Regions from separate parts of the Homo sapiens genome. Here region 2 is linked to region 1. A link is a loop called in an ENCODE intact Hi-C map of the cell type or tissue named here. Cell type or tissue: heart right ventricle. All regions are shown on one strand. Links, peaks and the distances in the headings refer to the core of each region. The heading gives the core; the rest is flanking DNA. Region 1 overlaps LOC105372577 (a long non-coding RNA gene). Region 2 has its middle 89 kb from the start of SYNDIG1.

What was found. A loop is a pair of places that touch in the nucleus more often than their neighbours do. Peaks named below come from ENCODE experiments on the same cell type or tissue, not always from the same donor. Only the 100,000 strongest peaks of a DNase experiment are listed, where the experiment ranks them.
Region 2: a loop joins it to region 1, with 4 times the contacts of the local background. A loop is called at or near these places in 4 of 110 quality-filtered maps.

The regions. Positions count from the first base shown.
Region 1 is chr20:24,299,672-24,312,212 of GRCh38, reverse strand. It overlaps LOC105372577 (a long non-coding RNA gene), which reads left to right. Exons shown (of 3, transcript XR_001754558.2): 3 at 1-3,947. Among named protein-coding and RNA genes, the nearest start is that of LINC01721, 110 kb to the right of the region's middle. In heart right ventricle, for the core only: a CTCF peak has its summit at 8,626; no DNase peak of the experiment used is centred there; H3K27me3 peaks cover 422 bases.
Region 2 is chr20:24,374,053-24,386,593 of GRCh38, reverse strand. No RefSeq gene overlaps it. Among named protein-coding and RNA genes, the nearest start is that of SYNDIG1, 89 kb to the left of the region's middle. In heart right ventricle, for the core only: no CTCF peak of the experiment used is centred there; a DNase peak (open chromatin) is centred at 6,790.

The DNA.
Region 1 (12,541 bases), core at 1,654-9,653:
TCCAAACAAGTCCAACCTGACTATGGCATTTGAGAGTTGAATGTGGCATTGGAGCTTGTTTTGTTTTTGTTTTCCTGAAAAAATTAACCAAGGGAAATTTCAAATTTTTCAGCCTGTCTAAATACGGACAAATGTCCCAAGAAGCTAAAAGCACCAGTATATGCCACCCTTGGTTCCTGTCCTCATCCCTATCCCTGCACAGTGTAGCTTTCACGATTACCAACCAACACCCATCATCTCCTCTAACCATCACCCATGGGCATCCTGCAAGACACATACAAGAAAATGACACCGCATTTCACTTACCTGAAATCAATATAGTACGACTGGAAAAAGAAATAAAGGTTTATCCCTTTGTCCTTCTCATGTTTAAAATACCCATGGACTCATACATGACCCAGAAAAGGGAGCTCACAGCCAAATTACAGAGAGGAGCAGAAGTTTGTCTTGGGTTTTGAGTTTTCTGATGAGTTAATGGAGGTGTGTGGGATGTAGGGTATTTTTAACACTTGAGAAGCCCCCAGCTTTGCTTCATTCTCTGTCTCTCTCTCTCTGTCATAATCACCTCTCTTGCTAAAAGAGAAGCTCACCATCCCATAAGACACCATGCCAGAAGCAGGGATGTCCTCACCCATCACCACCTCCTCTCTAATCTCACTGCCCCACTTCCCCTCCATAACCTGCTCCTCCTCCCCTCCTCTCCCGTCCCCTCCGCTCCGCTCCCTTCCCTTCCCCTTCCCTCTCCTCCCATCCTCTTCCTCACTGTCTTTCTAGCATATCCACTTCTCTATCCCCATTGATGTGACTTTAGCAGGATCCTCATTCACAACTTCAGCTATTGCATTTTCTCCCAACTGGGCTCCTGCTTCTTTTCTTATGGGATCATAATCCCTCCTTCATTCAGCAACCAAGATGAATTTTATGTTGTACAAATATGGTTATATTCACTCCTTGTTTAAAGTAAATGCCTCTTAATTTCCTGGGTATAAAGCAAAAATACATTAGCTTAGCTTAGAAGTCTTCCATGGTCAGCATCTCTCTGCCCCCAGCACTCTCTGACTTCCAGCCATAGAGACATTCCTGCAATGTCCCCATATACTATACCTTCTTGTGTCCCCATGCATTGGACACAGATAGGGCTCCCCATTGCTCTTAGAATAAATGTTCATGTACCTCTACTTTGTGGCACTTAAACTACAGCTGTGCGTTTTTACACTTACCTGTGCATGTGTTTTGCTTCCTTGACTTTCTGTAGACTCAAGAGGGCCGCAGTCTTGTATTGGTGGTGTTTGTTGGTTTGAGTCGTTCCTTACTATGTTATCCCCAAAATTAGCACAACATCTGGCCTATAGTGGAAGCTCAGTAAGTAAATGTTTAAGGAATTAATAAATTTTAGCATCTCTTGAGACTTTTATTGAGCTTGTAATGCATAGTTATAGCATAAATGGTTGACGAATGAAATGGCCAAGCCATCTGGCTAGATGCCAAGGTATAGTGGCTTTGGAATCTGGACCCTGTCTACTCCATCTTCTTGTATTCAATATTCATTCTGATTTTGTGGTAATGTAGAAACTTCTTCTTGTTCCTTGTTCCACGGAACACCCTACCCCAGGGGAAACTGAGGAAAGGGGGAGAGGAGATGGCCCCCACACTCCTGCTGCTTCCTCTGCAATTTTCCTTTTCCCTTCTCAACCCAGCTTTAGCCAGACGTCTGACCTCTGTACCTCAGTGGATCCAACCACCTACCTGATTAGATGAGATGAGGTGGGACAAGGACACGGAAGCCCAAATCAGAAGAGAAATTTCAAGAGCTTTAGAAATGAGGACTTCAACTGTGCAGACTTGGGACTTTTCTGGCTTGAGAGGTGGTATGCTCAGCCATCATTCACTCTCAAGGCACTGCAGATGGTTGGCCCAGCAGAGGCAGACATTACAGCTTCAGGGCTAAGTCCTTAACTCATATTTGCCTCTTGTACTTTGTATTTAGCTTACGTGGAAAATGGATTTTGGAATCATTTGTTTCCTTCCTTGAATTTGCAGGCTAAACTAAAAAACTGCAGGTCATATTTTGACTGGCTGGGGGATGGGCTGGTGAGGATGAGTGGAGGAAATTTCAGCAGGCAATTTGGCAGGTGAGCTGTGGCTTCTGGGGAACATTTGTGCAAGTCTGAGCTTTGTGACAATCCCTCATTGCCTTTCGCCCTAAGTTTCTTTAAATTTATTTCTGTTGCTCCTTAGATACACTTTAGATATAAATAATGTTTGTTCCTTCTCTCTATAGTTCAATATATCATGAATTCTTCCCTGGCTGACTCACCACTCTGAGGTTGACTTCTTATCTAGTTATCACAGATCCACCACCTGCTCCTTTTTCCTACTTAATTCTTTCCATCATTTTTCCTGCAGCTTGTATCTTGACATCTGTCTGGCTCATGCTAGAAACTTCAGTCATCCTTGGTCTGTGATTCGTTCCACGTCCTGTCACTCACCCTCTTCCCCAACCATTCCCAGGCTATGTCCCTTTTTCTCCATACTTTTGCTAGAGTCTCATGATCACTTACTCCCTTGACAGCAAAAGATCCTAACTTGACCCTGAGAGTTCTGCAAGCCAGAAATACCGTCTGTCTCACCTCTGATATATCTCTGGTTTTCATCCCACTGCTTGGAACAGAGTGACTGCTCCAGGTGTATAATTTGACTGAGTTATAAGTCTTCCTTTTTCTGGGTTCATACCCTCACTGCTCTGTTCCACATCGTTAATGACTCCCCATCACCTATAGACTAAAGCCCACACTACCAAACATGGATATACAAGACTTTCATTCATTTGGCCATGGATTAACTTTACATTGTAATATTAATTTTCATCTTCTATCACTCTTATACATAAATTCTCCATTCCAAATACTGATAATTTCTTGTTCTTCCCTAAACCGAAGGAGAGAACTGTTACCAGAAAGGAGTCTTGATCTAGACCCCAAGAGAGGTTTCTTGGATCTCGCACAAGAAAGAATTCAAGGTGAATCCATAGAGTAAAGTGAAAGCAGGTTTATTAAGAAAGTAAAGGAATAAAGAATGGCTACTTCATAGGCAGAGCAGCCCCAAGGGCTGCCAGTTGCCCATTTTTATGGTTATTTCTTGATTATATGCTAAACAAGGGGTGGACTATTGATGAGCTTTCTGGGAAAGGGGGTGAGCAATTCCAGGAACTGAGGATTCCTCCTCTTTTTAGACCATACAGGGTAACTTCTTTATGTTGCCATGGCATCTGTAAATTGTAACTGGTGGGAGTGTTTCTTAGCATGCTAATGCATTATGATTAATATATAATGAATAGTGAGATCGACCAAAGGTCACCTTTTTCACCATCTTGGTTTTGGTGGGTTTTAGCCGGGCTTGTTTACTGCAACCTGTTTTATCAGCAAGCGCTTTGTGACCTGTATCTTGTGCCAACTTCCTATCTCATCCTGTGACTCAGAATGCCTTAACCTCCTAAGAATACAGCCCAGTAGGTCTCAGCCTTATTTTACCTAGCCCCTATTCAAGATGGAGTTTCTCTGGTTCAAATGCCTCTGACAGAACCACTATTTTTAATTCTCTTTTATTTCCTTTTCTTCTTGCTATTTCCTTTGCCTCTTTTCTGCTTCCAAGTCAGTTACTCCTTCCTCTGTTGAAATTCTACTTATTCTTTAAGACACAGTTCAGGTGTCACTTTCTCAAGCAAGTTTTCCATGACCCATTTCCCCCGCCAGGCATTCTCAAGCATTATGCTGACTGAAATCCACAATTCTACGTGGACCTCCCTTTTAGAAGCTAACAGAACATGTCATTATTATTTCATTATATATTACTATTTGTCTTGTCAAAAAGATTGTGATTAAAGTTTGTTTCCTATGCTACTCCCTAATTTTTCAAGTTGACTTGCCTCTTCTCTGTGTCATATTATGACAATAATTTACATTCTTCATGTTATTTTCCTCAAGTATCCATTCTTTAGTGAAAGATCACTCATCCTTCAGTGACAGAGGCACTAGACAAGGTTAACAGGATGTTGAAACTCTGTTTTAGTCTCATCTGAAGGCTCCACATCCTTGCTCTTCAGTACAAGAGATGTTAAGGATGCTGTGTCTTAAAGCAATGTGTATTGCGGACCTCCTAAGAGATTGTGAACTTGTTTTGTCAGTTTAAGCCCATCATCCAGATGTAGGCTATGAAGTAGAAGCAGAAGAATAGGATGACTTTGGAGAGAGTCATCCTATGTGTTGCATGTTCACCTTCACTCCAGGAAGGGAAGGAGAAGGTGAGTTAGTTTCCCATCTGTGTTACCAACTGGACCACCCAGAAATCTGATAGGTATCCTCCAGAGTGTACAGGGCACAGAGATGGGTTCTAACTGTCATAGGAGGAATCTAAATTGAAAGGGTATGGAGATGGCCCTACTTTTGAATCAAGAAGTGTGGCTCTCTGGGAGACAACTGGACTTCCACCATGGCAGGGGAAGGGAACTATTTCCTAAGAATTAAGAGAGATGGTGTAGGACTGCAGGGAAAGAGGAAAGAGAGATGACTAAGGAAAGAGAGATGACCTTCAGAAGCCTGAGGACTGGGAAAGGAGTCAAAAGTGGCCCAGTCACAGTATCTATATGGGAAAAGCTGCAAAATTCCAGTGGTAGAAATTAAAGAAGGTCTAAATATATGGAGAGGTATTCAACATTAATAGGTTGGAAGACTTGAAATTGTCAAGATGCAAATTCTTTCCAACTTGATCTATAGATTCAACATAACCCCAATCAAAATCTCAGAAAGCTATTGTATAGATATTGACAAATTGATTCTAAAATGTATGTGGAAAGTGAAAAGACTCCGAATGGCCATACTGAAGAAGAATAACAAAATCAGGGCCAATTCCCATTACCATTACCTAATTCCAAGACTCACTATAGAGCTACAGTACTCAAGATAGCATGGTGTTGGTGAAAGTATAGACATGTAGATCAATGGAACAGAGTAGACAACCCAGAAATAGATCCACACAAATACTTTCAACTGATCGTTAGCAAAAGAGCAAAGGCAATTCAATGAAGAAAGAAGAATTTTTTTAAAAAAATAGTGCTGGAAAATTTGAATATCCATATTAAAAAATAATTGAGCCTAGACACAGACCTTACACTTTTCACAAACATTAACTCAAAATCAACTGTAGACCTAAATGTAAAGTGCAAAGATATAAAACTTCCAGAAGAAACCATAGCAGAAAGTCTATGTGATATATTGGGTGATGAATTTTTAGATACAAAACGAAAACATAATGCATGAAAGAAAAATTGATAAATTGGACTTGATTAAAATTTAAAAGTCTCTGCTCTGTGAAAGAAACAATTAAAAGAATGAAAATACAAACCACAGACTGGGAGAAAATATTTGCAAAAAACACATCTGATAAAGAATTTATATCCAAATATAAAAAGAGCTTGTAAAATTCATCAATAAGACCCCGATTTTTAAAAATGGGCAAAAGACCTGATGGAGTACCTTATCAAATATGATATACAGATGACAAACACACAGAAAGATGCCCAGCATTATTTGTCACTGGGGAATTACAAATTAAAACAACAGTGAGACACTAATATACCTATTATTACTGGAATGCTAAGATCTAAAAAACCAATAAAACCAACTGATGATAAGAATGTAGAGCAACAAGAACTCTCACTCATTCTGATGGGAATGCAGTAAGCTTGTCAGTTTCTTACAAAGCTAGATTGTCTTACCATATGATTCAGCAATTGCAGTTTTAGGTATTTACCCAGATTATTTGAAAATCATGTCCACGCAAAAATCTGAATGTGAATGTTTCTAGCAACTTTATTCATAGTCACCAAAAGGGAGAAGTAACCAAGATGTTCTTCCAAAGATAAATTAATGAATAAACAAAGTGATATAGTCATACAATGAAATATTATTTAGTAATACAAATAAATGAGCTATTAAGCCATGAAAAGACATATGAGAACCTTAACCAGATATTGCTAAATGAAGGAAGCCAGTTTGAAAAGAGTATACACTCTATGATTCTAAGTATATGACTTTTTGGAAAGGCAAAACTATAGAGACAGTGGAAAGATCAGTGATTTCCATGGATTCAGAGGGAGGAAGAGAGGGTTAAACAGGTGAAGCACAGGGGAATTTTAGGGTGCTGGAACTATTCTGTATGATGGTATCATGGTGGATACATGATATATGTATTTGTCAAAATCCATTGATCATTATAGCACAAAGAGTGAAACTTAATATATGCAAATTAAAACAACAACAATAGCAAAACAATATTCTTTAGAAGTTTGGGGGAATCCCAGGATGGAATGCAGAAGATGACAAAATGATATAATACAAGAAAGAAAAAAGAAAGGAAGGAAGAAGGGAAGGAAGGAAGGAGGAGAAGGAGGAGGAAGAGGAATAAGGAAGGAAGGAAGGGAGGGAAAGATAAGTGGCTTGTATGAGGCACAGCTGATATGATTGGAAATCTAGTTGTAGGTCCCCGTGTGAAGGCCTCAGAGGGATCCGCAATGCCGTCCTTGAGGGAGGAAGCCAACCGCTCTACCAGTCACATTGGGGTTTTCCTTCCTCCTCCTCCTTCAACCCTGAAGCTGTGAATATCTGCTAGCACAGGAGGTGGAGCTAAGAAATCAGAGAAGCTGACAATGCCAGCCTCTCTACTCCGGGCATTCACTGTCAGGGCCAGACTGGGAGCAGAAGAAAGCCTGAAACCGAGGGCCTTGATGGGATTGGGGGCTAATGGAGAGCTCAGTTAATGTATTTGGTATCTGGACCTTATTGGGTCCAGCTCATGCAACACAAGGGCCAAACAAGGAGACAGGCAATACCACCAGATAATAAAATCTAGAGCCAGGGAGAACTGAGGCAAGGGCTACATGGTGGGATTTTGGTGGAGTGGTCGAGGGGCCCATCTGCAAAGAATGTCTGAGGAGATACCTAAGTGAAGTATACACAGCTGAGGCTCTCCAAGAAGCCTCCCAAAGCAGAGGGGATAACCACTGCAAACCCCCTGAAGTGAGATGAAATATTTGTATTTAAGGCAAGGCTGGAAGACAGAATCCCCAGTCTCTCCACACAGCCAGAACACACTAGCAGAGAGGAGAGGGAGGGAAGGAGTGGAGTTGGCCAAGTAGCCAGAGTCGGGCTCACAAAGCATATTCCAGGCATGGTGTGGTATTGGACTTTATTCCACCAGTGATGAGAAGCTACTGGAAGTAGGGGTTCAAGAGTCAAGTTTTCCAAATCAAAATTAAATTTAGGCTTTGGCTTTCTTCAAATAAAGACCAGGATCATTAACAATTCACAATGCTCATTGAAAATATAGGGTAAAATCATTTTAAAAACATTAATTAACCCTAATCTCAGATTTGCATGTCTTACCTGGAACCAGGCAGGTCCTAGATAGATTTGAACATGATGTTCATGTAGGTGTTGTTGGTCCTATGGCTGAGAACGGCAACATTCTCCAGATCCTTTCCAGGGTAGGATGGGCTCTGGTTGAGTGTGGGCTCCTGGCATGATTTGCCTTTTGTCCTGCATGGTGGCCTGAGTCCCAGGTACTGACCCCATGCTGGCAATGCATCTGACAAGCACATTCATCCTAAGTCAACAAAGGCTCCAGAAATCCAGCCCACTCATTGCCTCACTGGGTTCCTACGCTCACTTCCATGGAGACATCAATCATGAAGATGGTGAGCTGCAGGGTGCTGTCAGGATCAACTGTTTCTCTCTCTCTCTCTTTCTCTCTGTCTGTCTCTTCACCTCAATTTTGGTCCCTAAATTTATGACCCTATATTGATATGTAAAGCTGGTTGTTCATGCAGCCAAGCTCCTTTATTGTAAAATCACGGAAATTGAATTTTAGCATGGAATGAAAAAGATAATTCAAAGCACTATGCCTATGCAGCTGGTACCCGGCATCTCTCCCAGCCGCACTCAGAATTCTTCTTGTCCTCTTCCTCCTTTTACTTCTCTTCCATAGATGTAGTGTTCACTCTATACCAAATTTCTGGGAGAAATTCAGTTCTTGTCCTAACAAGTTGAGCAACTAGACACTCAGGAAGAAGAAGGTCATAGAGGATGCTCCGACCTTATTAAAGGTCAAAGGAATTTAGATGACATGAAGTTCGCTGAAGGCACGACCCCTTACGGACCGGAGGAAGGAGGCAGAATTCACCACTCCCTTGGTGAGGACAGGAAGACACCCGCTCCGAAGCACAGTGCATTTGCAGAACATGGAGACAGGTTCCACTCACTCCTGGCCACACACTCCTCTTCTTGAGTATCTAGAGAAAGGAATCTCATCCTCTGTGAAAACCAACTCTTCCCTCCAAGCAGTAGTAAAGCATATTTAATATAGTGAGTCTATAGATCTCAGCACACAGACACAAAATCAGCCCTCACCTCAGCTCATGCCCAGCCCTAGTGATGATTTGCAAATGTAATATTAACAACACTGTCAATAATACTGCAAATAATAACATTGACATTTATGGAGCTTTTGCTTTGTGCAGACAGCACACTTTCCTTCATGTAATTATCTCTGCAAATCCCCACAGTGACACCGTGAGGCTGGATGTCTTAGTGTCATCCTCCTTGGACAGAAGTAGCCAATGCTCCTGAAAGTTAAGTAGCGTCTTCAAAGGCACGCAGCCACGTAGCAGGTGACTGCCTGCTCTAAAGGTGGAGCCCCCACGCCACATGGAGTGCCCACTCTGCGCCCACTGCCTGCAGCGGTGAGCTGATGGCCAGCAGGTAACTTTTGCCTCAATGATCTGGAGAAGGCAGGAAGGCACGTGAATTAGAGCATGAGCTCTGCTTAGAAAGACACGGGTTCAGATTCCACTGCTGCTCAGCGCTTGGCCAAGTTACGTCTCTTTGAAGCCTCAATATTTTTTGTCTTTAAAATGGGGATAAGAATGCCACCTTCCTGTGGCTCTGAAGAGTATTAAAAGGTGTGTTTCATATGAAGTGCTTGGTGCTTGAGGTGATGGATTTTCCAATTACCCAGATTTGATCATTACACATTGTATGCTTGTATCAAAATATCACATGGACCTTATAAACATGTCTATTATGCATCTATATATATTTTTAAAATGGCTGCCTTTACTAAAGGAGGGTTCATGAGTAATTTTATGCCGTGATGGGTAGAGGTACCATTAACTCCCCGCTTCCCCTCCTGCTGGGGAGGAGTAGGGTCTGCAGTGGATGCAGCAACACCTTTCCTTATGTTCAGATGTCATTGTCAGAACAGCCTCTCTAGTTGCCAGGTGTCATTCTCATGCAAAGCCATTCCTTGCCCTCCTTGCTTTCCTACTTTATCCTACCGCCTGGGGACACCCCTCGTGGGGGCACCCCTCTTCTCCAGCCCTGTTGACACTGGGCTGGCTTCTCTTATGATTTTGTTTGGACATGGAGCTTCTTCATCAATCTCTTCTCCCCTTGCCCAAGGGACTCTTCACCACCTGAACTGCTACCAGTTTCCTGTTAATGATCTCCCCCATTCAGCTCAGTTCACTGCACTGCCAGCATGGGAAAAGGATGGAAGTGCCACTCCTGGGAGCTAGGGCTGAGGTTACACACACTGTCAGCAACTTTATTAAATTATTCACTCTATATGCAGAAGAAGGAAACTCTGTTAAGGATACATATTCATTTATTTAAAACTATATTTTGGAGGTTCTGTGGTTATCTGGAAGTTTTCTTAGTCTCTGGTGATATAGCACTTCTAAATGAAATGATGACTGGCCTCTCCTGCGTGGAAACAGGCATGGAGCTGTGGCCTTGGTGCCCTCTGACTCTTCTTGAAAAGCCTTGGGGTCCTATTTCATTCTCTGAAGAACTTCAAAGCCCTCTTCAAGTGTTTCGGGATTTTGGGATGAGGAGCACAGTCATTATTTCTGTTTTGAGGCTCCCACTCACAACACACTTTTTTGTTCCCTACCATCTAGCCAGAATTGATGCTCAGTGCCTTCCGGGTTTGCCACAAAAACAAAGAGAAAAGGACAAAACCAACCAAAACTGATTTCTAACATGCACACACTTACACTCAATGTCCCAGTGAGAATAGGAGCAATCAAAGAGTTTCTATTTCAGAAAAGTAATCAACTTCGAATTGACAACTGGGCATTCCTAGCCTAAACAACTGCCTTAGCCACCTCACCACCACAAACCCTCATTCATCCAGTGAAAGTAAATAATCCATCTTTAAACACAGGTGACATTTATATTGACAAATGTTGCCATTTTCCAATTGAGAAACTGAGGCCCAGAGCCATGAAATGATTGAAAGAAAACCACGAACTTAAACGGCAGAATTAGTTGCTTCTTCTTCCCAGCTCAATGCCCTCTCTGTTGAGCAGCGGGAGCCCAGCTCTCCTGAACACATGCAGGTCAGGCAGATCGTCTGGCGGGCACTGTGGGGGCATCAGGATGTGCAGGTGTACTAACATCAGACACCAGGACCCGAGGATGCCTCATTTGCAATGGGTCAGCCTGAATCATATTTGCAACATGTCTATCACAGGCTTATCAAGACTTTGTGAACTGAGCAAACACCAGACAGCTCAGCATGAAGTAAAGCATGTTGTACCCCATAGGCCAAACATCAGAAAATAAGTAGACATGGCACCAGGCCACGGGGCCTTGGTGTGTATCACGAATGAATGACACAACATTTGAGAAGGATCTTCTTCAAATCATAAAATCACTGAAACATAATGGAATCACTTTTCATAGATTCCTAGAAAACATAGTGATATTCCAATTCAATATATTGGTGGCTAGTAATAAAAAGACAAACACCCTGTGGAGATTTACAGAGCTAGTTACAAGTAGACCTAGACATTGTACTCAGGTGTATTCACTGTATTGCTCAATATTATCATTATTGGAGAAAAAGTGACAGAGGCCTTAATTATAACTTAGCTCCAAATCAATTCAACTCCAAATGAATTTAAGATTCAACTGCCTAAAACTATAATTATCTTTTTTGAAAAGAAATGAGAGAGATGACCTTTAGACTGGTGTATGAGAAGTTCCATGGGCCCTTTCTTAAGTAAAATAATCATAACTGATGAAAATTGTGTGTACAAAAACATTTAAAGTGATGGAAGCTGTTATTAGTGATACGGCAAAGAAAGAAATGTTTATTCAAGAAAATTCTATTAAATCACAGTCAGAATAACAAGAGTCTCTGCATTTAAGCCATTAACTATGCCCCTCCTCCTTCTTCCAGCTCAGTATTGACGGAAGTTCTACTCGAGGTGGGTGCAGCTAAGAATACAGGAGTCCCTCTCCCACTAGCTCCCAGGCTAGGGCTATGGTATCTTCCCGGGACAACCAGGACACCAGCATTTCTCATCACTCCAGATCTGTTTACAGAATCTCTATCCTAGGCAAGAATGGCTGAGAAGCTGGGGCCTCTTTTCCTCCACCTAGCCCCCACTGATAGCAGGCCAGAATTAGTATAGTTGCAATTGCCTCAACTCACTTGTAGGGTAGAGGTTCCCCACCAGGAGAGGCAAGCCAAGAAGACCTGAGGCTTCTGACCCCGACCTAGTACCCTGTTCATAAAGCAGAGGTATCTCTCTGAGAGAAAGGGCCCACTGTCTCTCTTCTCAGTTGTGGAAAAGTGGCTCATAGGCTTTTATTAGTCGGGGGAAGGCAAGCCATTAGAATGTTCTGAAGGTAACTGGCTTTATTTGGAAGAGTGTGTAGGGGAAGTTCAAGTCTAAGGGCACTGTAAAAAACACTAGAGATTTCATGGTAAGCTATTAAGAAGACTCTAATAGATTGAGGATGGAAACATATTAAAGCATAGACCAGCTAGAAGTTTCCCAAAGAGAACCAGGGAAAGAGACAACAGAATTTTCTAGGGTTGGGAACAAACCTCAAAAGACTAGCCTCAAAAACCACTTTTGCAAAGGAGCCCAAATTTGAACGAAAGAGTCTGTAGAGCAATTTATGTGCCTGGTCACTGTTGAAAACAATACAGCAATCAGTTGGCAATTAGAGGAGTCTTACAACAGGGTGTGATACCCAGAGAAGAAATTAGCTTAGCAGAAAGACAAGAAAAAGACAGAAAAGGACCATGAAAGAAAACCACCAAAATTTCATGGTGGCTTTACGCATGCCCATGGCTGTGCCCTTTGAAGACTGACATTAGAGGCTATGTATGGTAGAAATAGACTTCACTAAAATAGTTCAACCATGTTATCAAACATGTCAATAAACAAACAACAACAACAAACCCTGGAGAGTGGGGAGGAGTCAGTATTCATGGCTGTTACAATATATCATTTTAAATTCATAATTTTTCTACAAAAAAGTGCAAAACACAAAAAAGAAGAAAGTGTGACCTATACATGGAAAAAACAAAACAGAGAATCAAAGCTGCCTTTGAGAGGGCACAGATATAATATTTAGAAAACAAAGAATTTAAAGCAGTTATTATAAAAATTAACTCAGAATTACAAACT
Region 2 (12,541 bases), core at 2,114-10,113, 74 kb before region 1:
AGAGAGAGACAGAGAGAGGCTGAACTTGTTCTGTTATAAAGAACCTACCCTCAGGACAACAACATTCATGAGGGCAGAGTCCTCATGGCCTAATGACCTCTTAGAAGTCCCACCACTCAATCCTGCTACATTGGGGACTAAGTTTCAAACACAAACTTTTTGGGGAACACATTCAAACCATAGCAGACAAATTGAGCAATTCCATTTCCTAAAAGCATTTGTGGATTGTTAATAAAAAATTACTCTTTGCAGTGGAGAAGTCTCATAAAACCAGCTTGCACTCTAACATGAGCAAAAGCTCATTGAATTAGTTAACATGGAAGGCAGGCTAGAAACACATTGGTGTCTTACTGAGGAACAGAAACGTTGTGTGTGACAGGCCGGAGGGCCTTTCCTATGTCTGCAGCAGGTAGGGCAGGTCAGAGACAGAAATGCTTAGATTCAAAAGTGGACCAGGAAGGCTCAGGGATGCCCTGGCACTGGTGCATCATCAGGAAGAAGTGTGAGCTCTCCTTGGGGCAGTATTCCTGGGAATGTGGCTGGAGCAGAAATATGAGGTTGTAGGAAAAAGCCTGTGAGCCCCCAGGCCTGTATATGCTGTGCCCTATTCCCTCTGACCCATTCACTATGATTTGCTTTGCAGGGTCCCCTTCATCCCCTTCCACACAAGCCTTGTGCAGCGTGTCCATCGGAACTTTCCAAGTTCCTTCTGAGAACATTTTAGTAACCTCAAAAATTATTGGAAGATGAGAGCTCAGTTCCACCACAACCTCTCACAATGAAGTCAAGTTGCAAATGAAATTCTCCCTCACAGGCAAACATATTTGGGCGGTCAAGCATGAGATGCCCATGTGACCTGCATGCTGCCTTGCATGAACTCCTCCAAGGCAAAGATGGTGCAGTGCCCAATGGCAGCAGGCTTTGTGCAGCATTTCCAACCAATCCTGCTTCATCAAATAAACTATGATTTCTCACTTCCCTCGTATTGACTAATGATCCTTCCTGTGCACATAGACTGAGATGGGAAGCACTGAAAAGTGAGCTCCGTCTTCTCTGGGTCTTTCAGATGCAAACTAGCTACCTACAGAGAGTGCAATTGATTAAGGACTGCACAAGTGGATCTTGGACCACCAGTGTGCAGATTAAAACAGATGCACACACACACACTCACACACACACACACAAAACACACACATACACTGTATGCTGTTGTGCTCTGGAGTAAATCACACATGCTGCATTTCCAGACTGTCACTTGCATCATCGTACAAACAAGTTCTAGGGTCTCCCACTCCAAATACTGTTTCCATGTTCTCCCTTTCCATTCTCCCTTGAAACCACTGAAATCAGTCCTCCAATATTATGGCTTCTCTGAGACCGCTTTAAGACCATTGACGATTTCAATGTTGCTGAATCCATTAGACATAATTCCAGTCTCTGCCCAATCTTCTGCTGCATTCAGCTTCTCACCACCTCCTCCTACTAACATTCCATAAGGAAGCCTCTGGCATTGCTCGCCCTGGCCGCCTTCTTTCTCAGAGTCCTATTCAGAGCCTCCTTTTCTATAGTGCTATTAAAGTTTGCAGATCCTTACAGGGCCTGGTTTCTCCTCCAGGCACACTCTCTCTGGGAGAACCCGTTCATCCCTATAGCATTAACAAAGATTTCTGTCCTAATAACTTCCATCCTACCCCCAATATTTTGGATATTGTGATGGTAGTCACTGCATGTACGTCTCTTCCATATCCTCAGCCCATTCCTCAATGGCCTTAGGCCTTTGAAGTCCCCAGATAATATAAAGGAGAGACATCAACTGACACCATGACATAGAAGATAAGGCTGCATTCGGCATTGTTTCCTTGGGGATGAGACAGAACAGTAGAACTCTGGCTCAAGACCAGCTCACAGAAATCAGAAATGACCTTCTATCAGCACCAATGTCACCAACTCCCCACCTTCCTTCCTCCTCTCCCTAACACCAGCCCAGCAGAAAAGTCCCCTGAGGGGAGGTCCCCTGTCTAACTTGCTCTGTGAACTACATGCTGTCTAATATTCAGCATGAGTTTCTCATATGTTTGCTTTGGGTTTTGGAGATCCCACATTATTTACATTTTTACGTCTGAAGACCTGGCTTTCCTTGTTACTGTTGAGAGAAAAACAAGCCAGTTCTATACCAATTTAGTTGAGGCAACAGCAAGAGTCGTAAGATCAACAGAAAGGTCCCAACCAAAGATATCGCTGCCAAGTGACAGTTTGGGCACTGCACCCAACTGAGCCATGTCCGATTTTGTTACTTGATATACTGTTTGAATTTGGGCAAGTTGGTGGGTCTCACTGAGGCTTAAATTGTGGCGAGTAACAGGGCTCGTTTTGGGACCTTTTGCTACCATGGGATGTTGTAAGGCTGAAGTTAAACAATATGTGAAAGTATTTAGCAGAATGCCTGGAATGAAGTAGAAGTACCTGCCTAATAATCCTCAAGTCTTGTGGGTGAAAAAGGAAGTGACTGGTGGATTCACAAGTGCCCTGCTCTGTTTTCCTGAATATAGTGACCCTGAGTCTTTGTGGGCTCAACCCCTGCAGGACCCTCCCTATCAATACTCCTTGGCAGGGTGAACAAAGCAGTGTTGTCTAAAAAGCGGGGGAGGAGGGCGCCTGGTGGGCTGGAGAGCGAGGGCCTGGTTGATGCACCAGTGTAAATGGAGAGCCTGAGCAATAGTTAGAGTAGAGTAGACAGAACAATGCTAACCTTGGATTCCACCAGCTAAGTACTCGTCTCTTGGGGTGATATTGATTCAACTTCCCACATGCTGTAGATAAGGAAGAATGCCCTCTGAGAGTCAGTGAATAAACTAGCACAAAATGGATGGCATTGGGTCAGGTGCCATGGTGCACTCCTGTAATCCTAACATTTTAGGAGGTCAAGGTGGGAGGATTGCTTGAGGCCAAAAGTGTGAGACCAGCCTGGGCAACATAATGCGACCCCTATGAAGGAAGAAATGATGACTGGTGCTGTGGAAAGAGAGCTCTATTAAAAAAAAAAAAACATGACATCGGAAAGACTTATGCGACATCATCTGAAGAGATGACAATATAGACTGACCCCAAGTCAAGGAAAAATTTGACTTAGGGTTTTAATATAGCTTTAAATAAGATGTGTTAATCAGTTAAGAGACAGAAGTGTTGGTCAGAAGACAGTGTGTAAATATCATATCAAGTGTCATTGAAGCAAATGTTGAAAGCATCCATCTATGAACTGCCCAGGATCTGGATGGGAGATCTCTAGCTATTGATGCTGCTTGAATGATCCAACGCTTTCTTCTGATTTCATGCCCTCCAGAGCAGGCTTTGTGATCAAAATGACGATTTTGATCCTTTTTGTGCATACAAAAGTCATTTGCTAAAGATGTCAGGGTGAGCTGTCTGGTCAACCTGAGGATTATAGTTTTTGCTATAGGTTCCTCAATGGCCTCCTTGTTTATACATCTGGATCTTGTGAGCTCTGCAACTGTGCATCTGTACCTGAGTGGCAGGTTTACACTCTGAGCGTTGATAAGATTAGATCCTTGAGCCTATAAAGCTGTTGAACACAGGCACAGTGAAATGTCATTTGACAGGCTTTTTGGCAGTCTGCCCAGCTGGGAAAAACAGATTGGCCCCACTTTCATTCAAATCACAGGTCAGGATAGAGGCTGCTCACAGATGCTCAAACAATGCTGGGAGCCATCATCAAAAATCCACAACGAATGATTCTCACTTTGCTTTGTCCTACAGAGTGCAGATCCTTCATTCCTGCACATTAATGAGACTGACATACACAGTCCATCTTGTCCCAGGCCTACTGGAATGCCACAGCATCTGCAAGCAAACAACAAAATAATCTTGGTTAAGAAAAACAAGTATGAAGCTCTCCATCTATAAATCACACGGAGACCTGGCAGGGTAGAGTATACCAGAACCGAAACTGGAAACATAAATTGTTTTTTTGGAGGCAGCGTGGAGCTATTACTGCCTGCCAGCATCCAGTGCTGTCAGATACAAATTTATCGCAGCACCGCACAGCCACTGCGTCACCCAGATGCTTGAGCCAGCACGTGGGCCACCACTGTGGCTCTGCAGACTGCCTCCTCTAGCCCCAGCCAGTGGGTTTGTAGGATCTCAGAGTGGGGACCAGGTTTATTCATTAGGGGGGGTGTCAGTGGGTTCTGTCTCCAGTGGAGATGGAGTGGGCAGCCAATGTGGACAACAGGGAGATTGGGAATAAAGATGGACCCAATTATTTTTAAGAAAAACTCTCAGGCAGGTGACTGAAAATATTTTTAAAAGAAGGTGCAGAGGATGACATACTGTGTGATTCTTTGCTCAACCAGACGCTTGTCTTGGTAAGCCATACGCTCAGAAAATCCCGATAATCTGCAGAAGTTTGAAACAGCTTAGGGAAAGCAGGCAATCAGCCCCCGTGAAAATCAGAAGCAGGGAACAGCTGAAACAGAAGTCATGACCCAGCATGGAGCCTCTGCTTCTTCATTTTCCAGGCACTGGGAACCACCTGGCAGCTTTGGTTTCTATCTCATGGGGCTTGGCAATCTTTTGAGGTGCTTTACTTCCAGAATTTCCTCCTAAACGTATGCTCCTCCTTCCACCCATTCAAACATGCAGTGCATCAGAGGATGAAGGTGGGGGTAGAAAGAACAAAGCTTAAGAGATTTCCTGGCTTTCGTGTCTACACCCTGAGCTCCTGGAAGATTTCACAAGAAATGTGAAAGAGGGAGATGGACAGAAATTTTGTGGCAGAAGCCAAGGGTCCTGGGAGAAACAAGGGTGCAAGGAACTTCTCTGATACTAGAGACAGAGAGGAGATTTTCCTAGGCTGATAGGGGAGTGAGAGCTGTCCAGGAGTCAAGGGAGGTCTCTCCAACTTAGAGCAGTGGAGAAGATTGCTGGATTCTCTGTAGCAAGCTAGGAGGTAGCTTGGCCCCAGAAAGATGCATCTGGGACATGAGGTACCTCACAGATTCTCTCACTCTGCTGTGGCCATGGACATAAATCTATCCCAAAGGCAGGGGCAGCGGCCTTCCGTGGAAGCCTGAGCAGGTGGATAAGGATGCCTGAGTTTCTCACCCCACACACCTCTTCCTGCTACTTTGTAGCTCAAGAGCTTGGAAACACGATGAATTCCCATTGGTAACACTCTAAGACTTAATGAGATGTGTTTCCAGCTAAATCAGTGAGATGGGATCTAAAGTCCAAATTGAATTGGAAGTTGCAGATAGAGAGCTACCCTTACCTGAAGTACCCAAGATTCCATGTTTCTTAGGTCAAGAAGAGAGCACCTCTTTCTCACTTCTTTCACTGCCAGATGGAGAGGAATTAATGCAAGGGACCTGACGTGAGTGGCCCCCCAGGGCTACAGCCTAATGCACAGTGGGCTTCTTCCCATAGAAAGTTAGGTGTGATGGTAGCAGGAAGCTGGAAAGGTTTAGGGAACAATACAGAGTTCGCCCAGTTGGTTTAAATGAAGAGACTTTAGTGAAAGGACCATTTAGAGGTAAGGAACAGCGTTATGGAAGAAAATCAGGTGTGGTTAAGCACCTGCAGCCAGCAGCGACAGGAGGTTATGTTACTGTCCTTAAGGCCTCGTGAACAGAAAGTGAGAGAAGTTTACTGTAGCCTGGTGAGCTGTGAGCTGTGGAAAAGGTCATCCAGTGGGAGCTGCATGTGCAGATGACACAGTCACCATCAGGACAAGGTACTGGGACGGGGAAGTATTCAGGAAGAAACACCTGGTTTCTCTCTACTCTTGCTCTCCAGTGCTCTTCTGGTGCCTATTGGTCAGACCTAACCAGAAACCTGCAAGTCTGGAGTTAGCCTCGTGGTCTGCATGTATCCTCCTCGAGCACACAGCGTGGCAGAAAAAGTTGTAGAATGAATCTGGGGCAGAAAACAAAGAATGATGAAGGCTGATGCCAAGGTCTAAGTCAGGTGCATGGTCCAAGCTTACACCTTCAATTTCTTTTGGGCATACACCTACCAGTGGGATTGCTGGATCATATGGTGGCTCTATTTGCAGTTTTTTGAGGAGTCTCCAAACTGTCCTCCATAGTGATTGTACTAATTTACATTCCCACCAATAGCGTACAAGGGTTCACTTTTCTTCACATCCTCATCAGCATTTGTTATTGCCTGTCTTTTGGATAGAGGCCATTTTAACTGGAGGGAGATAATACCTCATTGTAGTTTTGATTTGCATTTCTCTGTTTATCAATGATGTTGAGTGCCTTCTCAAATGCCTGTTTGCCATTTGTATGTCTTCTCCTGAGAAATATATATTCAGATATTTTGCCATTTTATGATCAGATTATTAGGTTTTTTCCTGTGGAGTTGTTTGAGCTCCTTCTATATTCTGGTTATTAATACCTTGTCAGATGGGTGGTCTGCAAAATTTTTTCTCCTATTCTGTGGGTTGTCTCTTCACTTTGTTGACTGCTTCCTTTGCTGTGCAGAAGCTTTGTAACTTGATGTGATCCCATTTGTCCATGTTTGCTTTGGTTGCCTGTGCTCAATGAATAGTTCAAGTCCTGGAACCAAAATGATGTTCCCTGGAGCAGGAGGGCAAATGAATAAGAAGGACATCTGGAGAAATTTCAGGATGGGTTTGGAAGCTGTAATCTTAAATTGGGCTTGGAGGATGTCATTTTATTTGCAGCAGGTCAGTGCATCCTCAGGGGACCGAGGGGAGCTGGAGCCACACAGTCTCTATGTGTTGTTTCACCAGAGCTGCATGGAAGCCTGCCCAGCAGCCACTCCCAGGGCATGGATTCCACAGCCCGGCAGCCTTGTCTTTGCCTTCTGCTGAGCTGCGGCTTGTCTCCAGCATCCCACAGCCCAGCTTTTCTGATGAGTGGGAATGTTGGGATGAATCCCCAGAAAGTCTTTATCATACATGTTAATGTCTGGACCAAAAGCTACTTTAGCCAAAACAATGAGTCACCTCTAAAGCACTTAACATTCAGTTCACTTTCATCACCCGTAAAATGGAAGTTAAACTCAGGTCAAGATATCAAGAGGGAATGAGAGAGAATGTATAATTTGGGGGCAGAAAATAGGCTAAGAATATGCTGGCAAAAGAAAAATAGCAGAGAGTTTGGCAAGAGGCAAGAAGGGAAGTAACTGAGTCCAGGAGAATGGTGTTGGACAGAGGGAGAGGTCCAGGGAGAGGCGGGGAGGTAAGGAGAGGCTGTAAAACTCAGAGAGGCTTCTGAGAAAGGAGAAGTGACAGACCTTGAAGTGAGATTACACGCTGTGAAGAAAAGAAGGGGAGGAAGGTGGTGGAAAGACAGCTAGAAAGTGGGGTGGGAAATGGTTAAGAGAGAGACAGAACCATAATTAGGAGAGAAATTCGTGACACAATATTCCTATAAAACAGATATTTGGCATAGGTTCCTCTGGAAAATGTGACTAATTGTAGCTCACATATATTAAGTTAAAATTCATTTATTTACAAATGCTATAATTTGAGGCTGAATATAATTTCTTTATAAAAGTCAAGCAGTAAAGAGTTGAACTCTCAAGGAAATAATTAGGACAATAATAATAATTTAAAAAGTCAGGCACCAAAATTAACCCAGAATTAGAATAATAATGTGGGATCAGATGGCACCAGAGTTGGGATGGGACTCCAGTCTCATCATTTAGCTGTCTGCCTGTGAGCAGCTGGCGGCACATGGAGCTCAGAGCTCAGGGCAACTGGGGGTAATCTGCAAACACAGGACTGCTTGTGCGATGGGGAGGTCTGCATAGGGGCCTTGCTGCTGGGCCGGGGAGTTGTCAGTTCAAATGCACATGCACACACACATACACACACACACATATACACACAAATATACTACACACACATAGATATATATACCCACAAATATACATGCTATATATATATATATATACATACACGCACACCCACACATATACACACACATTTCTATACACACAAATATACACACATATATACACACACATATACACACACAAATATATATGTACAAATATAAACACTGTATATATACACACACCCACATATATGCACACAAATATATATACACAAATATACACACAAATACACACACTATACATACACACACACATATACACACACCCACACATATGTACACACAAATATATGCCCATACATATACACACACTATATATACACTCATATATACACACCCACACATATATACACACAAATATATATATACACTTTACATACACACAAGTTATATATTCAAATATACACACACATATTTACACACACTAATATATATGTACAAACAAATATACTCACTATATATACACACACATACCCCCACATATAACACACAAATATATATACACACAAATATATGCACACACATATATACATATGCATACATATACACACACAAATACATTTATATACACACACAAGTATATATGTCCACACAAATATACACACTATATATATATACACACATCCACACATATATATACACACAAATATATGCACACATACACACATAACACATTTATATACACAGAATATATTAGTCTGTTTTCACACTGCTGATAAGGACATACCTGCGACTGGGAAGAAAAAGAGGTTTAATTAGACTTATAGTTCCACATGGCTGCGGAGGCCTCAGAATTATGGTGGGAGGTGAAAGGCATTTCTTACATGGCAGCAACAAGAGAAAAATGAGGAAGAAGCAAAAGCAGAAACCCCTGATAAACCCATCAGATCTCATGAGACTTATTCACTATCACGAGAATAGCACAAGAAAGACCAGCACCCATGATTCAATTACCTCCCATTGCATCCCTCCCACAACATATGGGAATTCTGGGAGATACAATTCAAGTTGAGATTTTAATGGGGACACAGCCAAACCATATCACACACGAATATAGATATACTCAGAAATATATTATACACACACATATATATACACACACAAGTATACACACAATATATATACACTCACACATATATACACACACCCACACATATATACATACACAAACATATATATACACACATATATATGCACATTTATATACACACACATATATGCACATTCAAATATATGCACACACATATACACATTTATATACACACAAATATATATACAGATATACACACATTTATTTACACAGAAATATATACATACACAAATATACACACATATATTATACACACTTTTATATACACGCAAATATATACATGCAAATATATATATACACAAACATATATGTGAAATATATATATGTATTTGACAGATGTTTAATGTCCAAATTATGGACAAAAATTATTAACATATAGACAGACCACTGAACATAAAATTGGGCAGAAGCCTTGAAGAAGTCCTTCCTAAAAGACCATCCGAGTGGCCGATTAGCATGTGAAGAGGTACACTGCCACACTGACCAACAAGGAAATGCAAATATGCACACATATGTATGAGATGTAAATATATTTGTAGATATAATATATACATGCATACACATTTACATTTTCCTGATGACCACGATGGTAATTATTTCAACCAACTGTTGAAAAGGATGTGAAGCAAATTCTGCTACACTCCTAATGTAAATTTAAATTTGTGAAACCACTTGGAAGTATGCTTGAGAATGTCTGTGGAAACAGAACACACACATAGTCTATGACTCAGCAGTTCCATTCCAGAAATATGTACATGTTTTCACCAGAGACATGTACAAGGATGTTTATAGTGGCATTTTTATAATAACAAGAAATTGGAAACAACTCAAATGGCTATCAATAAGAGAATGGATACAACTGTCATATTTTTACAGGGAAATACTACATAACACTAACAAAACACATTACTGCCAAATGTCACAATATGAATCAATGTGACAGAGAAAAAATTAATGAAAAGGAGCAGGCACAAAAAGTGTGTTGTGTATGATTCCATTTGTATGAAGCCAAAGAGGTACAAAATGAACCTCTGAGGAGAGAACCCAGGGTAGTGGCTACACTTGGAAAGGGGGGTGATTGGTCAGAGGGGCATTGGGGGAGGGCTGTGGGATGTTGGAAATGTTCCACATCTTCATCTGGGTAAGATTATACCACTTAGAACTTTATCCAGCTGCGTGCATTTTGCTTCCTCTTTTTATGATACAATGTGATGCAAAAGTTTACTTAAAAATAAAACAAAAGAATTGATGGATTTACTTTTATGCAAAATATTCTGATTAGGTTATGTGCTTTTGTCAAAAATCCCACAGAAATGCTGTGGTGGCCCTCCCAGTTCATGTCTGGATGGATGTAGATATGCCAACGCCATGTTAATGCCCTGTGTTCACCTGGATCCCTTGATTCAGAGGTGCCTTCCAGGTTTTTTCCCTGTAAAGATATTATTTTCTCCGTTGTAATTAATATACATCTTCTGGAGTGATACACTGAGAATATGCAAATATCCTGTTTCTCATTATATTTTTTCCCATTTAGATTCAAATATGTTTCTGTATTTTAAAAAATCATAGCATCTATATTACCAATTTATGATCATAAAGACATAACCATTTCTACAAGTCTGAGTTGAGTTGACATAATTCTAGCAAAAAAGCTACAAAACCAGGCATCTTGGGTAGTCTACAATGTATGATGGTGGTGAATGCGTTGTGTATTTAAATAACTTTCAGTATCTTCACTCCATTTGAGGGCACCCAGAATCTCCAGGTGGAAAAGTCCTGAGTGTATCCCATTTTTCTTTTCTAATTCAATTCTAAGTGAAAAAAAAAAAAACTGTTAAGGCACGTGGGTAAACAATTCCAGACTTTTTAAAATCATGCTTGCATCATAGACCCTGTTTTCCAAGCACAGAGTCTGAATACATCTCACTTTGCTTCAACTGTTGACCCAGAACGTTCCTGACCTGTGACTTCCCTTCACCTGTACCCAGCTCTAGCATGGGCAACAAAAATGATTAAATTTGTATGCATTCGGAAATTTTTAAAACAATGATGACTGGAAAATAAAAATAATGGTAACTATCATCTATATTCCAAATAAATTAAGGTGTCTTAAGAATGCCTCTGTCCTGTGCTTTACCCCTAGCATTATGCTGTGTCAGATCTTCCCTTCTAAGATTGGAAAAATGGGTACAAATGAAGCGATAATTACAATAAATATAATTTGACCAAACTCACCCGTGAAAATGACAACAATTTTCAAATTAGACAATAAAGTGTAATTTTGGTTTGCAAGTAGCACACCCAGAACACAATTTTGGAAAGAAAATTGAAAGCAAGAAAATAGGATAAGTCATAGCAAGCTATTACTAACCAAGAATAACTGGAATAACTACCTCAAAACCAGATGGAACACACTTTTAAAGGTAGAGAGGGCCAAAACCTAATGACAAATAATTTAATTCATCAGAAAGGCTTAATAATTGTAAATATGTATATGCTTAATAAAGTAGCCTTAAGAAGTATAAAAACATTGTAGAACTTCAAGGATAAATCCACCATTATTCTGTGAGATTTTGATGAATCTCTTTACGTTAATTCTAGGTCAAGCAGACAACCTAATTAGCAAGAATATAGAACGTGAACAACAGCATTAGCAACCTTGACCTACCGTCCCTGACCTAGGTAAAATTTCACTTTTCCTTTCAATTCTTTCATGTCTTTATGATGTAGATCTTTTTTCATGAATACAGAGGCAAAAATTCAAAGCATAATATCAGCAAATCGGGCCTAACGGTTTATGAAGAAGAAATTGAGTTTAACCTAGGTATGAAAGGAAGATTTAATGTTAGAAAACTTGTACAAAGTAATTTAGCATGCTAAAAGTTATTTTTAAAATGATCATTTCAATATTTATTCACAATAAGAAGCTCTTAAAAGTGGAAATAGAATGTAAAATTTCAATCTAATAAGTATCTATTAGAAGAAAAAACTAAAGTGAACATTATCATTCTAAATGGGGGAATGTGGAATGTGAAAGGAATACACTTGCACATTAGGACCAAGATAAGGATGCCCATGTATAAGAATTACAAAAAAGCACTGTTGACTGGAGCAGGAGCCAGGAGGCTGGAAAATTCCCACTCTCAGGAGAGCTGTTGAGTAGACTGTGGGGTGTTCACACATTGGGATGTCAATATGGATGAGCTTCAGTGGTACACAGCAGCACAGACACGTCTTACCATGCAACACTGAGGAAAACATAGTCATTGCTCTAGATACAGATGCATGGGTCTTTGGGAAGAAACAGGTAAATGCTAGCAAAGAAGAGATGCTTCCAGAATGGCAGCATAACCAGTCCCATGGAACTGCTTCCCTGTGAAACAACCACAGCTAGTAAAGACCATCTAATAGTTTACTATTCAAAGTCTCTGGAGATTGTCCCAAGGGCATACAGCCAAGACTCCTTTATTCAGGAAAATCTTCTAAAATGAGATAAGAACAGTGAGTCTGTGGCGCTTGAGATATTACTGGTTCCTCTTATTCAGCCCCTCACCTCTGGAGGGAG